Regions from separate parts of the Homo sapiens genome. Here region 1 is linked to region 2. The links are chromatin loops, found by intact Hi-C in ENCODE. Cell type or tissue: heart right ventricle. All regions are shown on one strand.

Region 1 (8,000 bases), 400 kb after region 2:
TGGGGTTTTGCCATGTTGTTCAGGCTGGTCTCGAACTCCTGGGCCCAAGCAGTCCTCCTGTCTCGTCCTCCCTAAGTGCTGGAATTACAGGTATGAGCCACTGCACCCAGCCAAGTAAACCAATAATAATAATAATAATAATAATAATAATAATAAGGCAGATAATTGCAAGTATCTTAAGAAGTACAAAAATGTTATTCAAAACTCCAATTAAACACAATAGGATTTCAAAATGTAATTCTGTTATAAGAAGTTAATTAAAACCTGATAGTATGGACAGTGATAATGGTAAAAAGAGAAAGAAAATGAGCTGACAATGATTATGCTCATGGTGTATGTTCTGGGAATCATAATAGGTTTTTATCTTCCAAGTACTATGCTAGATTCTTTAAAGAGCTAGCTTGTTAAAATTATAACAATCTCACAAAGTCACTACTAGGAGCCCTATTTTGCGGGTGAAAGCGGCCCAGTGTGATGGCTCACACCTGTAATCCCAGCACTTAGGGAGGCCAAGGAGGGAGGATCACTTGAGCCCAGGAGTTTGAGAACAGCCTTGGCAACATGGTGAGACCCCATCACTATAAAAAATAAAATACAATACAACACAATAAAAGGAAGGGAAGGGAAGCTCAAAGAGGCCCTTATTTATAGAAAGAGTTTTGAAGTAGGAATCAACGTTGTTCATGAAACTAAAGATCATGGAGGCACTTTCATGAGCTGGAAAAATCTCTGTGCTTTTCCAGTGAATCCTGTCTCTTAAAAATCAGCCCTAATTTTTCACATCCCTTAAGCCTCCTGACTCCTCTCTGGAGCCTGTTAGCCAAGGAGCCAGCTTCCTGTGCATGATCTAATCTCCATAAGCCCAGCTAAATGAAGTGCTGTGTACAGCAGCGTTCAGAAGTCATGTATAGGCCTAATGATGATATCACCAATTACAGGAGGCAAAAGAAGAGATTCTTCCAGATAACGTAAAGACCTATTGTTCGGCTTTGGATCCTGTGTTCTCGGAGGTAATCCCTGTGGAGCCATCCTTCCTTACCAGGATTTTTTGTACAAAAAATAATAAGCCCCCAAACAAGAACAACAAAGAAAACAAAAAACAAATGGAGTTAAGTCTTCATTATTTACTGGCTTGATAGGGCCAAAGCACCCCAAACTTTAACAAGAACTCAACTGAGCACATTCCTCAGGGTTATATGTTGTTGCTGATAAATTCCTCTAATTTGGCCAGGGGCGGTGGCTCACACCTATAATCCCAGCACTTTGGGAGGCTGAGGCGGGTGGATCACCTGAGGTTAGGAGTTCGACACCAGCCTGACCAACATGGTGAAACCCCATTTCTACTAAAAATACAAAGTTAGCAGTGCATGGTGGCACATGCCTGTAATCCCAGCTACTTGGGAAGCTGAGGCAGGAGAATCGCTTGAACCCAGGAGGCGGAAGTTGCAGTGAGCCGAGATCATGCCACTGTACTCCAACCTGGGCAACAAGAGTAAAACACCGTCTCAAAAAAAAAAAAAAAATCCGCTAATTTTTTGTTTGTTTCTTCCTTATACTTTTCTATATCTTCTTATAATGAACAAGTACTACTTGTGCCTAAAATTTAGGAAATAATGTACAGCTATTTATACGTATATATTATTTTTATATAAAGATTCAACAAATGTTTATTGAGTGCCACTTTTGTGCTAGCACACTTGCAGCCCTGCAGATACGGTGCTGAACAAAGTATCTGCTTCAAGGAGCTAATATTCTAGTAGAGGAGGCAGGCAAGAAACAACAACTATATAATACCAGGTAGTGACGAGTGCTAGGAAGAAAAATAAAGCAGGTTAAATGGATAGTGATGAGGGGAAGAGCATGCAGAAAGAGAAAGAAAAATTAAGAGTAGCACTTATCAGCTGGGCACAGCGGTTCACGGCACCTGTAATCCCAGCACTTTGGGAGGCAGAGGCGGGTGGATCACGAGGTCAGGAGTTCGAGACCAGCCTGGCCAACATGGTGAAACCCGTCTCTACTAAAAATACAAAAGTTAGCTGGACGTAGTGGTGTGCACCTGTAATCCTGGCTGCTCGGGAGGCTGAGGCAGGAGAATCGCTTGAACCCAGGAGGTGGAGGTTGCAGTGAGCCGAGATCATGCCATTGCACTCCAGCCTGGGCAATAGAGCAAGACTCTATCTCAAAAAAATAAAAAAATAAAAAAGAATAACCCTTACCAATTTACCAACTAGTATCTACCAAGTTCACGGATAGAAACAGAGACATAGGACTTTTTTTTAAGTGAAAAGATTTAGAATTAAGGTTTTCTTCTGTTTCAATCTGATAAATAAATGCTTTCTACAGTATCTTAAAGAATGTCAATGGCCTCTCCTTGATCTATACACAATTGCCACCTCCCTTCCAACACTAATAGTAAATTTCTTCGGTACTGAGCTCAAATCTACCTCCCTTTAAACTTCCTTGATGGAAGTACATGTAACCTTTACAAGTTTTGGGCTGGGTGCAGTGGCTCATGCCTATAATCCCAGCACTTTGAGGCTGAGGTGGGAAGATCACTTGTGCCCAGGAGTTCAAGACCAGCCTGGGCAACATAGCATGAACCCATCTCTACAAAAAATAAAAATTAGCTGGGCATGGTGGTGCATGTCTGTACTTCCAGCTACACAGGAGGCTAAGGCAAGAGGATCTCTTGAGCCCAGGGGCTTGAGGCTGCAGTGAGCCATTGCACTCCAGCCCAAGCAACAGAACAAGATTCCGTCTCTAAAAAATTAATTAAAATAAAAAATAAAAGCTTTGGGCTGGGTGTGGTGGCTCATATCTGTAACCCCAGCACTTTGGGAGGCTCAGGAGGGAAGATCACTTGAGTCCAGGAGTTTGAGACCAGCCTGGCCAACATGACGAAACCCTGTCTCTACTAAAAATGCAAAAACTAGCCAGGTGTGGTGGGGTGGGCCTGTAATTCCAGCTACTCAAGAGGCTGAGGCATGAGAATCATTGCTTGAACCCAGGAGGTAGAAGTTGCAGTGAGCCAAGATCATGGCTACTGCACTCCAGCCTGGGTGACAGAGTGAGACACTCCAGCCTGGGTGACAGAGTGAGACACTCCAGCCTGGGTGACAGAGTGAGACACTGTCTCAAAAAATAAAATAAAATAAAATAAAATTAAAATTAAAAAGTTTTGGACTAGTCATCTAAAAACAATAATCAAAATCAGTTTCACATAACTATGTACAATTATGTGTCAATTAAAATTTTAAAATAATAAAAATACATAATTTTTAAAAATACAGTTTCTTTTATCTGCCTTAAGCACAGCTATGCATCCTAATGACCAGATTGATTTTGGAGATGAAAGATATGCAATGGTACTTATTAAATTGATCCAGCACAAGTTCTGCCTCCTCCATAAGCCTGCCATATATTTACTCTTCAACTGTTCATTCATTCACTCACTCATTCATTCAAATATTGAGCACCTAACCACTATGAAATGATTTTTCTTCTTTAAATTCCAATTGCACTTTAGAGCCTGTGACATATAATTGGTCCAGGAATATAGTACATAGTTATCTCCCAACCCCTGAACTAGCCTGGAAGGCAAAAGTCAAGCTCCCTTCTTCAGCACCTATCAGAGTAGATTATGAAGTAGTGTTACCTGAATTTTTGGTGAATAGGCAGTGAATACAGTAGTACACAATTTAAAGGAAGCCCACTGTTACTGCTTTTATTTTTTTATTTTATATTTTTATTTTTTGAGACAAAGTCTTGCTCTGTGGTCCAGGCTGGAGTGCAGTGGCATGATCTCGCCTCAGTGCAACCTACACCTTCCGGGTTCAAGCAATTCTCGTGCCTCAGCCTCCCGAGTAGCTGAGACTACTGGCACATCCCACCATGCCTGGCTAATTGTTACTGCTTTTATGAAGCAAACAATAACTACCATGTACTGCATTCCACTCAAGAGTGAGCCAGGTATTCAGCCAAACATTTAACATACAGAAAGTCTTCATAAGAGGAGTCCTGCAGGTGAAGCATTTTTGTTCCTATTCTAAAAATGCGGAAAACTGAGGCTCAAAGAAGCAGTCAGTCAGTTGAGCAAAGACACATTGTTAGCAAAGGGCAGAACCAGGATAAACCCAGATCTGTCTGAGACAAAATCCATTCACAATCCACATAGAGGGAAAGCAGATTAGTGGTTGCCAGGGACTCGGAGGTTAGAATGGGGACTGATTGCTTCATGGATATGGGAGTTCCACGTACAGTGATGAAAAAGTTCTGGAACTAGATAGTGGTGATGGTTGAGCAACATCGTGAATAAACTTAATGCCACTAAATTATACCATTTCAAATGGTTAAAATGGTAAATCTCGTATGTATTTACTACAATATTAAAAATCCCCAAACACATACCCCTGGCCTCTCAATACTTACCTCCTTCCCCTGTGCATAATGAGATTTTCATTGCTTCAGTTCCTAGCCTATACCAATTTTATCCCAGCTGTCCCCACCCTCAGAGTCAGTATGCCAGCATGTCAGGCTTTTAATAACCCTAGTCCTGCAAGCTCTGCAAGCTGGAGCTGAAGTGTCCGTGTGGCACCATGGACAGCGGCTTCTGTAACACCTCCCCTTCCTCCTACTTATACAGCTCCCTTCTATTAATACCAAGTTTTCCAGTAGATCTCCAGGGGTATACTCTGGCCAGCTGCTTCCAAGGACAGCCCCCTTCTTCCAATCTCTTGTCTAGTTCTGAACTCCTATGCAGGTTAAAGTTCAGTCTGCACCTGATATCCAACATTTACACTCCCTATTTACCCTATTTACACTCCCAAAGTAGAATCTGGTCACTTCCCTCTTATCGTCCCCTGATCATTGGCTTATATTTGGAGTTTGGTAACCTATTCAGGGAAATGAGAGGCTGGACTGATTCAGCCAATGCTGCATTTCGAACTCAGCCAGCACTTACAATAGCCAAACAATGCACTAAAAAGGAATAATCCTTCCCATGAAATCATACTACACATGGAAGAAATGGTTGGGGTAGTTCCTTCCAGCCTCCTCCACATTGGACTGGTGACAGTATGGACTGAGGAAGCAGCGAAGGCACAACAGACAAGCTGTTCCTGCCCCATGGAGGGCAGGGCCTGACCGCTCCACCTCTGTGCCCCAACACCTGGGTGTTGTGTGATTTCCTTGGACTGTGCTTATGTTTAGTCTCTTTCTAGTTGGGGCGGGGCGGGGGGCAGGTCTTCCCTGATCACGTGGAGGCAAAGTGGGATGGGAATTCAAGTTCTGAAACACAATACAATACTTCACGTGTTATTTTTCTTTTCCTTTTTTTTTTTTTTTTTGGTTGTTTTCTTTTTTTTTTTTGAGACACAGTTTCACTCTGTCGCCCAGGCAGGAATGCAGTGGCGTGATCTTGGCTCACTGCAACCTCCGCCTCTTGGGTTCAACCAATTCTCGTGACTCAGCCTCCCAAGTAGGTGGGATTACAGGTGCGTGCCACCACGCCCGGCTAATTTTTGTATTTTTAGTAGACACGGTTTCACCATGTTGGCCAGGCTGGTCTCAACTCCTGATCTCAAGTGGTCCGCCAGCCCCACCTCCTAAAGTGCTGGGATTACAGGCATGAGCCACTGTGCCTGGCCACTTCATGTATGATTTCTACCTACGATAAAGATGTTCCTAAGAAGCATATCACTGAAAGTTCCCTTTTTTAATGGTATAATGGTTGGGTATGTCTTACACAGAGTTATTTATGAATATTTCCGCTGACCAGTTGTGTGACTTAACACAAATCAGTGGACTTCTCTGTTTCCTTATCTGTGAAACAAGGTTGGATGAATGGTGCTGTAAGGCCTCTTTCGTATCTCATCTATGATTCTCTGACTTGACTGCAAGTTTGCTCATTTCCTTCATTCCCTTTTGGTACCTCAATCATTAAGACGTGAGACTAGTTGAAAAAAATTAACCACCACTCCAACAAAAAATGCAAAACAACTGAAGTTTCAATGTGACCAGATGTAACAAGTTTCTAACTCTTCCTCATATGCTTTCTGTTATGCTATCAGTCCTGAAGTTAGTCCTTTAAAGATGAAATCATGTTCAGTTGAAAGGTTTTCTGGTTACTCTAGGTATTTCCACAACTAGGGATCCCCAAACAAAATACCAAGATATGGGAAAGCTGAAGAAGTGAAGGGAGAGAACTTAAGGTAGCTTTTCAATTGCGTGGTGTGATAAAAGCCTCTCTGGGGTTAAGTGAAAGGATGCCTGGAAGAAAGGCTGAACCTGGCCCGGGTGCAGTGGCTCACATCTGTAATCCCAGCACTTTGGGAGGCCAAGGCGGGCAGATTGCCTGAGGTAAGGAGTTCAAGACCAGCCTGGCAACATGGTGAAACCCTGTCTCTACTAAAAATACAAAAAATTAGCTGGATGTGGTGGTGGGTGCCTATAATCCCAGTTACTCGGGAGGCTCAGGCAGGAGAATCCCTTGAACCCAGGAGGCGGAGGTTGCAGTGAGCCGAGATCATGCTACACCACTGCACTCCAGCCTGGGCAACAGACAGAGACTCCGTCTCAAAAAAAAAAAAAAAAGAAAGACTGAACCTCCACTTACCCGTGGCTTTTCAAATACAAACATGTAGCAAGAGCTGAGGGGCAAAGTCAGAGGCCAATGTGGATCAATGAAAACAGATTAGGCAAGGATACAGACTGGTACCAACAACCCCAGTGGCAGTCTGGGGATTTCCACATTTCTTCCTAATTGCACCTCGGCTTTCTTTCGCAGATCCAGCCAGCTATGATATGAGGCGTCTGTGGTTAAGCCTTACAATTCTTCATCTAAGCTTAGAGGGCTGCTCTGCAATAAGCGATAGGATGATCTTAGCTATGGCCCACACACTACTGTAACTCTTTGTCTACTTGACTAGGAACGCCTTGAAGGCAGCAGTTGGTTTTTAATCATTTCTGTATTTGTGAACCTGGCAAAGTGTCTGGCTTTCAGTAAATACCTGATAAATGTTTCTGTGACTGATTGAATCAAAGAATAAATGAACAAAGTAGGCTGCTATTTTCTCAAAAGCTCTATTTTTGTGGGGAAGTTACAATGCCCTATGCATTTCCTTTCTCTTTCCCTCCCTCCCTCCTCCCTGCCTTCCTTCCTTCCTCTCTCCCTCCCTCCTCCCTGCCTTCCTTCCTTCCTCTCTCCCTCCCTCCTTCCCTCCCTCTTTCCTTTCCCTCCCTCCCTCCCCCTTTCCTTTTCTTTCCCTTTCCCTCCCTCCTCCCCTCCGTCCTTCCCTTCCTTCTTTCCTTTCTTCCTTCCTTCCTTAAGCTGTAGCTACAGGTGATTCCATCAGTGCTAACTAACAGAGCAGAATCATAGAACTTCAGCCATGGAAGGGAGAGCAGACTGAGCAAAGCTGGACTGTACATTGGCTTGTACAGCATCTAACTTCAATATCTGGAGGATGGAATTTTTCTGGAAGGAATGGCTAGAAATTTAAAAGAGAAAGAAAAAAGTGGGTGGAATCAAAATGGTCAAAAACATTAAGAATAAACGTGTTTCTGTTTCAAAGCAAACAAAATAAAACAAAACAGAAAGCAGTTCTCACATGCTCCATTTCTTTCTTTCTTTTTTTTGAATTCTTGAGAGGGAGCCTTGCTCTGTCACCCAGGTTGGAAAGAAGTGGTGCAATCTTGGCTCACTGCAACCTCCGCCTCCCCGGTTCAGGTGATTCTCCTGCCTCATCCACCCGAGTAGCTGGGATTACAGATGCCCATTATGCCCAGCTAATTTCTTTTTTTTTTTTTTTTTGAGATGGAGTTTTGCTCTTGTCACCTAGGCTGGAGTGCAATGGTGCGATCTCGGCCTACTGCAACCTCCGCCTCCCAGGTACAAGCAATTCTCCTGCCTCAGCTTCCTGAGTAGGTGGGATTATAGGTATGAGCCACCACACCCGGCTAATTTTTGTATTTTTAGTAGAGATGGGGTTTCACCACGTTGG
Region 2 (8,000 bases):
GGGAGGCCAAGGCGGGTGGATCACAAGGTCAGGAGTTCGACACCAGCCTGGCCAATATGGTGAAACCCTGTCTCTACTAAAAATACAAAAATTAGCCGGGAGTGGTGGCAGACGCCTGTAGTCCCAGCTACTCGGGAGGCTGAGGCAGGAGAATTCCTTGAACCTGGGAGGCAGAGGTTGTAGTGAGCAGAGATCAAGATCGGGCCACTGTACTCCAGCCTGGCAGACAGAGCAATACTTTGTCTCAAAAAAAAAAAAAAAAAAAAAAAAAAAAAAATTCAGTATGTTGATTTTGTTTAACAGGGTTGTTACCAGAAATAGAAAAAGACACACAATAGCAGCACAATAGTAAGTACTGAAGTTAAAGGGGTAAAAAACTACAGTTTTGGCTGGGCGCAGTGGCTCACACCTGTAATCCTAGTACTTTGGGAGGCCGAGGCAGGTGGATTGCCTGAGCTCAGGAGTTCGAGATCAGCCTGGGCAACATGGTGAAACCCCATCTCTACTAAAATACAAAAGAAATTAGCCAGGCATGGCAGTGTGTGCTTGTAATCCCAGCTACTCAGGAGGCTGAGGCCGGAGAATTGCTTGAACTTGGGAGGCAGAAGTTGCAGTGAGCTGAGATTGCACCACTGCACTCCAGCCCTCCAGCCCTCCAGCCCGAGTGACAGAGCGAAAAAAAAAAAAAATCAAAAACTACAGTTCTTCAGGTATCAAGAGAGGAAGGTACATAAACACAGGGCTCTGCGGTAGGTGCTTTTATTTTATTTTATTTTAGATGGAGTCTCGCTCTGTCGCCCAGGCTGGAGTGTGGTGGCATGATCTCGGCTCACTGCAACCTCCGCCTCCTGGGTTCAAACGATTCTCCTGCCTCAGCCTCCCTAGTAGCTGGGACTACAGGGGCGCACCACAACGCCCTGCTAATTTTTGTATTTTTTTTTTTTTCAGTAGAGATAGGGTTTTGCCATATTGGCCAGGATGGTCTCAAACTCCTGACCATAGGTGATCCACCCTCCTTGGCCTCCCAAAATGCTGGGATTACAGGCATTAGCCACCATGCCCAGCCTGTAAAATCCTTTATAGTGATAAGAGTTTCAGTGTATGGGACTGACTGATGGCTCTTTAGTCAAAAAACAATTTTTTTTTTCCTGATGATACAAGCATGATGTAACTTTAAAAATTCAAACAACTGGCTGGGCACAGTGGCTCATGCCTGTAATTCCAGCACTCTGGGAAGCTGAGGTGGAGGACTGCTTGAGGCCACAAGTTTGAGACAAGTCTAGGCAACATAGTGAGATTCTATCCCTACCAAAATTACAAAAATTAGCCAGGCATAGTTGCATGCACCTGTAGTCCCAGTTACTTGGGAGGCTGTGGTGGGAGGATTGCTTCAGCCTGGATGCAGTGAGCCATGTTCGTGACACTGCTCTCCAGCCTGGGCAACAGAATGAGACTGTCTCTCTAAAAACAAACAAACAAACAAACAAAAAACATAAAATAAAAATTCAAACAACATAAAAGTGGCCTATAACTGCAGTTGGATTTAGGGATGGAGAAAAAGCCAGGGATGTCTATGGCCCAAATTACTGAGCAGTAAAAGGCACTGCCCACTTCAACAGCCAAGATAGGCTCTACATCTCCCTCCGTTATTTCTTCTCTTCCATCTGTCCCTCTTCCAGGCTAAGGCCAATCCCCTCACCTGTGCCTTGGATTGCATCTACCTCCACCTTCCTAGAAATTGTAAAAGATTGATTACTACTTCTACCTCTTGTGTTTTCAACATGTCCCTCTGAATCAGATCCCTCCCATTCACTTTTTTAAATGCTCAAGCCTCTCTCATTATTAAAAGAAATGCCACTACTCAACTCTGTACCTTACCTCCAAGTACCACTCCCCCTCTCTCCTCCTCTTCATATCAAAACTTCTTGAAAGAGCTGTCTACTCAGTTTGCCCATGATTCACCTCACGTCCACTCCTCAGACCTCTGCAATCTGCCATTGCCATTACATCGTTTTGCATCTCTCCCCAAGGACATCAATTATCTCCATATCGCTAAATCCAACCTGCTTTTTCAGCCTCATCCTACTTGGCACTTGTAGTACTAATTGTTGGCTGTCTATCAGCTTCTATTTCTCTATTCTTCTTTATAGGCAAACCTCAATTTTATTCAGGTTTTTACTGTGTCCTAATGTGTTTCAGGGAAGGGTACTCCCGACTTATGGATAGACAGCTTCTGGGTCAGTCAAAGCATGGGTTTCCCCTGGTGATTGTTCTGGTTCAGACTGGACATATGAGCCAAACTGACTCAATCAGATTGAAAAGATCTATCACTAGGAAGAGAAGGGCCCTCTCTCTTTCACTCTTGCTCTCTTTTATGCAAGATATTTAATATTTATTCTAGTTTTAGTGGCCATGTCCTACTATTTTTAGCATAAATCATCCCAACTAATACATTTACTCCTACTGACTTTTCCTCCCTTGAAATACTCTTCCTCTGGTTTCCATGGCTGTTACCATCCCCACCAATCCCGGTTTTCCTTCTACTGCTCTGACTACTACTTCTCAGATTCCTAAGTTGGGGGTTGTGGGGTGAGGCACTGGCTTTTTCACACCACGGGGATGTTGTTAAGTATAAAACATACATTAGAGATGGCGTTCTAAGAAGCTCCCCGATAGTAATTTAATAAAGCTAGGAGGAAAACTTGCTCAATAAATAATAAATCAAAAAATTGATGTTATAAGAAGGTGAACACTCGGCCGGGCGTGGTGGCTCATGCCTGTAATCCCAGCACTTTGGGAGGCCGAGGTGGGTGGATCACCTGAGGTCAGGCGTTCAAGACCAGCCTGGCCAACAGGGTGAAACCCCGCCTCTACTAAAAATGCAAAAAAAAAAAAAAAATTAGCTGGGCATGGTGGTGGGCACCTGTAATCCCAGCTACTCAGGAGGCTGAGGCAGGAGAATTGCTTGAACCCGGGAGGCGGAGGTTGCAGTGAGCCAAGATCGTGCCATTGCACTCCAGCCTGGGCAACAAGAGCAAAACTCTGTCTCAAAAAAAAAATTATATATATATAATATATATATATATATAATATATATATAATATATATATATATATAATATATATATAATATATATATATATATATATATATAAAAAATAAGGTGAACAATGGTAAATACAACCAGTGTTGTATTTATCCACTTTGTGTAGATAGTACAACCAGTGTATATGTTATCCACTTTGTGTCTATGTATTTATATTTATTTTTTTGAGACAGAGTCTCGCTCTGTCGCCCAGGCTGGAGTGCAATAGCGTGATCTTGGCTCACTACAAGCTCTGCCTCCCGGGTTCTCGCCATTCTCCTGCCTCAACCTCCTGAGTAGCTGGGACTACAGGTGCCTGCCACCACACAGGCACCTGCCACCACACCCGGCTAATTTTTTGTATTTTTAGTAGAGACGAGGTTTCACTGTGTTAGTCAGGATGGACTCGATCTCCTGACCTCATGATCCGCCCACCTCGGCCTCCCAAAGTGCTAGGATTACAGGCGTGAGCCACCGTGCCCAGCCTATTTATTTATTTTTAAGACAGGGTCTTACTCTGTCGCCCAGGCTGGAGTGCAGTGCTGCAGCCTGGACCTGCAGGCCTTAAGCAATCCTCCCACTTCAGCCACCTGAGTAGCTGGGACTATAGGCATGTGTCACCATGCCTGGCTAACTTTCAAAATTTTTCATAGAGACGCGGTCTTACTCTGTTGCCCAGGCTTATTTTATTTATTTTTTATTTTTATTTTCTTTAGAGACAGGGTCTCATTCTGTTGCCTAAGCTGGAGTGCAGTGGTGTGATCACAGTTCACCGCAGCCTCAAACTCCTGGGCTCAAGTGATTATCTTGCCTCAGTCTCCCAAATAGCTAAGACTACAGGTGCATGCCACCATGCCCAGCTCATTTTTTTTAAATAGAGATGGGGGGTCTTGCTGTGTTACCCAGGCTAGTCTCGAACTCTGGTGTCAAGTAATCCTCCTGCCTTGGCCTCCCAAAGTGCTGAGATTACAGGCATAAGCCACAGCGCTGGGCCAACTATGTGTTTTTTTAAATGAGAACTGCTGGTGGTTATCAGTGTGTCATGAGGGATAAAGAACCTAATGGCAGAGTTCTATGCTACAGGTCCTGTTTCTGGGGCTCTGGGGGGCCCTATCTAGTGTTTCCAGCAAGTCCCCAGGCCCATCTCTCTAGCAGCCATAGGACTGTGTGTGTTACTCAGAGCACCTCAGAAGGGAGTAGGTCTTTCAGGTTAGACCTGGCCTGACAGCCCAGAACTGTCTCAGAGAAAGGCTGGGGCATCCTTCCCAGTGACTGCACATAGGAAAAGCCAGCCCATCAGGTATAGGCAACAGGTTCATCATGCCCAGGGTCACAGAAAAGAACATGACACTGTGTTCTCTTATTGCTATTTGGTCAAAGGCATGAAGTACATCTTACTTATTTTTCTTTTATTACAAAGCACAGCACTTGATAAATACTAAAACATTCAGTAAATATGTATTAACAAATTAGACTGATATTGTATATCCTTCAGAAGTTTAACCTGGTCATAAGTGTGAGTCATTTAGAGAAATTTCAGGGCTTAAGGCTCTAGTTCTGGAGCCCAAAAAGGCCCCAGTTCAAGTCCTAACCATACTAACACCAGTTCCCATATCTTGAAAATGCAGGTGACAACATCTGCCCCAGAGAGTTGTGTGTGAAGGTTAGATGATGCCTGTATTTCATTTATGCCTTATGACAATCCTGATACATACCTATTATTCTTTTGGTTTCTGTCCTTCCTACTTGAAAAATAGGGGCTATGCTTACCTTATTTTATTATAGCTAGTAAAAGCACAGAGTATATACTGAAAAATATTTGCCAAACCGATGAGTAAAAAGGACTCAAGATAATTTCTAAGAAATGGTGAATAATATGGTCACAGAAAACTCTTTCTTCATATATTTTAACAATATAAATCCTTGTAAATGCCTGTTTTTCTTCTCTTCTCCTAGATTTTCTTCATTTTTATTAACGTAATTCCTACCTATATTTACTGCTTCTTAGTCTTCATATCATCAAAACTACAGACATATAAAGTGCCTTCATAAAGTTCTCGTATGACTTAAAAACTTTAATGGCTTAAATAATTGGTATGATGAAAATAAGCCTTTAAAAGTATACTATACAATTTTTAAAATAGTTTCAAATCCTGTGACAAATGGAAATGGCTTTCTGTACTTGAGGAAGAGAGCTGCATTCTATGCCTACTCATCTTGAAGTTCATACTTGCAAGCAGGAGAAAGTCCTTCTGTACCAGAGGGATCACTGATTAGCTCTACTGTAACTATAGCCTAATCAAGGTTTAAAACTAAATGAACATTAGGAAGATTATGTATTGAATTTACTCGTCACATTTTGTAGGTATTCATTGACATGTTTCTAGATGGGTAAACTATAACCAAAACATAGAGACAAGGAACAGCTTAACTGATTTCTTTTTGCCAACTATAGTTTTAACAGACAGTTCTGAATCTCCCAACAATTTCCTTTTTTCTTTTGAGACAGGGTCTTGTTCTGTTGCCCAGACTGGAGTGCAGTGACGTAATCATAGCTCACTGAATCCTTGACCTCTCGGGCTCAAGCAACCCTCCTACCTCAGCCTCCTGAGTAACTGGGACTACAGGCACACACCACCAGGCCTGGGTAATTTTTTAATTTTTTGTAGAGACGGGGTTTCGCCATGTTGCCCAGACTGAGCTCAAGTGATCCACCTGCCTCAGCCTCCCAAAGTGCTGGGATTATAGGTGCGAACCACAGTGTAATCTTTTTTATATTAATATGTAATATTTGTATATATCTTAGGGGTACATGCGATATTTTGTTACCTGATATTTTGTTACATGTGTAAAATGTGTAATGATCAAGTCAAGGGATTTAGGGTATCCATCACATTGAATATTTAACAATTCTATATGTTGGGAACATTTTAAGTCCTTTCTTCTATTTGAATTATACAATGCATTATTGCTAACTATAGTCACCACACTCTGCTCTTGAACATTAGAATTTATTCCTTCTTTCTAATTGTATGTTTATACCCATTAACCAACCCTTCTTCACAGCCCCTCACAACACGCCCATCCCAACCTCTGGTATTTATCTTGTACTGTCTACATCCATGAGATCAACATTTTTTTTTTTTTTTTTTTTGAGACGGAGTTTAGCTCTCGTTGCCCAGGCTGGAGTGCAATGGTGCGATCTTGGCTCACCGCAACCTCTGCCTCCCGGGTTCAAGCAATTCTCTTGCCTCAGCCTCCCGAGTAGCAGGGATTACAGGCATGCATCACCACACCTGGCTAATTTTGTATTTTTAGTAGAGATGGGGTTTCTCCATGTTGGTCAGGCCGGTCTCGAACTCCTGACCTCAGGTGATCCGCGCGCCTCGGCCTCCCAAAGTGCTGGGATTATAGGTGTGAGCCACCACGCCTGGCCACTTTTTTAGCTCCCATATAAGTGAGAACATGCCACATTTGTCTTTCTATGCCTGCCTTATTGCACTTAACATAATGACCTCCAATTCCATCCATGTTGCTACAAATGACATGACTGCAATATTTTTTATGGCCAAATAGTATCCCTTTGTGTATATATACCATATTTTCTTAATCCATTTGTCTGCTGATGGACACTTAGGTTGATTCTCTATCTTTGTTATTGTGAATAGTGCAGCAATAAACATGGAGGTGCAGGTATCTTTCTGACATGCTGATTTCTCTTCTTTTGGATAAATACTCAATAGTAGGATTGCTAGATCATACAGTAGTTCTATTTTTAGCTTTTTGAGAAATATTCATACTGTTTTCCGTAATGGCTATACTGATTTACATTCCCACCAACAGTGTATAAGAGTTTGCTTTTCTCTGCATCCTCACCAGCATCTGTTATTTTTTGTCTTTTGAATATTAGCTACTCTAACAGTTACCAAGGTAATATTAAAATACAGCTATATGGCTTTAAAGGGAAGTTGATTTAAAAAAATACAGCTGTGAATAAGAACAAAAAAGTGTAAAATTACCGAAAAATATGTTTCTTTTGTCTATTTAAAAATACAAGGAACCAGCTGGCTCTCACTCTTCCTTTCCTCTAGCCATCATATTTAAACAACTATGAGCCTGGGAAGCTTTAACCTGAAAAATGAAATTTAGCTGCTAGACACCAAAGAAACAACATGAACTAAAAAATGCTGAAAATCCAAGTTGCACTCTTGATTTTGGGAAGCATATCCCCTTGAATTCTTGAGGACAATACAGTGACCCCAGATGGTAGCAACGGCATGAATGTGTTGGCCTGACCCCTCGACTGCCCACAGGAACACAGAGCATCCCAGTGTGATTCTGGTGTAAGCCACCGTGCCTCACCTCCAATACTGTATTTTTTTTTAAACCTCATTTACTCTTTTTTTTTTCAATAGAGATGAGGTTTCACCATGTTGCCCAGGCTGGTCTTGAACTTCTGGGCTCAAGTGATCCGCCCACCTCAGCCTCCCAAAGTACTGGAATTACAAGCGTGAACTACCGTGCTTGGCCCAATGCATATACATATATATATATATATATTTTTTGAGACAGAGTTTCCCACTGTTGCCCAGGTTGGAGTGCAGTGGTGTGATCATAGCTCACTGCAGACTCCGCCTCCCAGGTTCAAGCAATTCTTGTGCCTCACCATCCCGAGTAGCTGGGACTTAAGGCATGTGCCACTATGCTCAGCTAATTTTTGTATTTTTAGTAAAGACGGGGTTTCACTATGATGGCCAGGCTGGTCTCGATCTGGCCTCAAGTGATCTGCCTGCCTCAGTCTCCCAAAGTGCTGGGACTACAGGCATAAGCAACCGCTTCCAGCATTTCTATTTTTGGAAACAGTCTCACTCTATCTCCCAGCTTGGAGTGCAGTGGCGCAATCCTGGCTTGTTGCA

What was found. Peaks named below come from ENCODE experiments on the same cell type or tissue, not always from the same donor. Only the 100,000 strongest peaks of a DNase experiment are listed, where the experiment ranks them.
Region 1: a loop joins it to region 2, with 7 times the contacts of the local background. A loop is called at or near these places in 9 of 110 quality-filtered maps.

The regions. Positions count from the first base shown.
Region 1 is chr16:68,891,103-68,899,102 of GRCh38, reverse strand. All of the region lies in intron 7 of TANGO6 (transport and golgi organization 6 homolog), which reads right to left. Among named protein-coding and RNA genes, the nearest start is that of TANGO6, 52 kb to the right of the region's middle. RefSeq lists a silencer at 4,490-4,690. In heart right ventricle, no CTCF peak of the experiment used is centred here; a DNase peak (open chromatin) is centred at 4,582; H3K27ac peaks cover 1,350 bases.
Region 2 is chr16:69,287,508-69,295,507 of GRCh38, reverse strand. All of the region lies in intron 5 of SNTB2 (syntrophin beta 2), which reads right to left. Among named protein-coding and RNA genes, the nearest start is that of VPS4A, 20 kb to the left of the region's middle. In heart right ventricle, no CTCF peak of the experiment used is centred here; a DNase peak (open chromatin) is centred at 7,987; H3K27ac peaks cover 387 bases.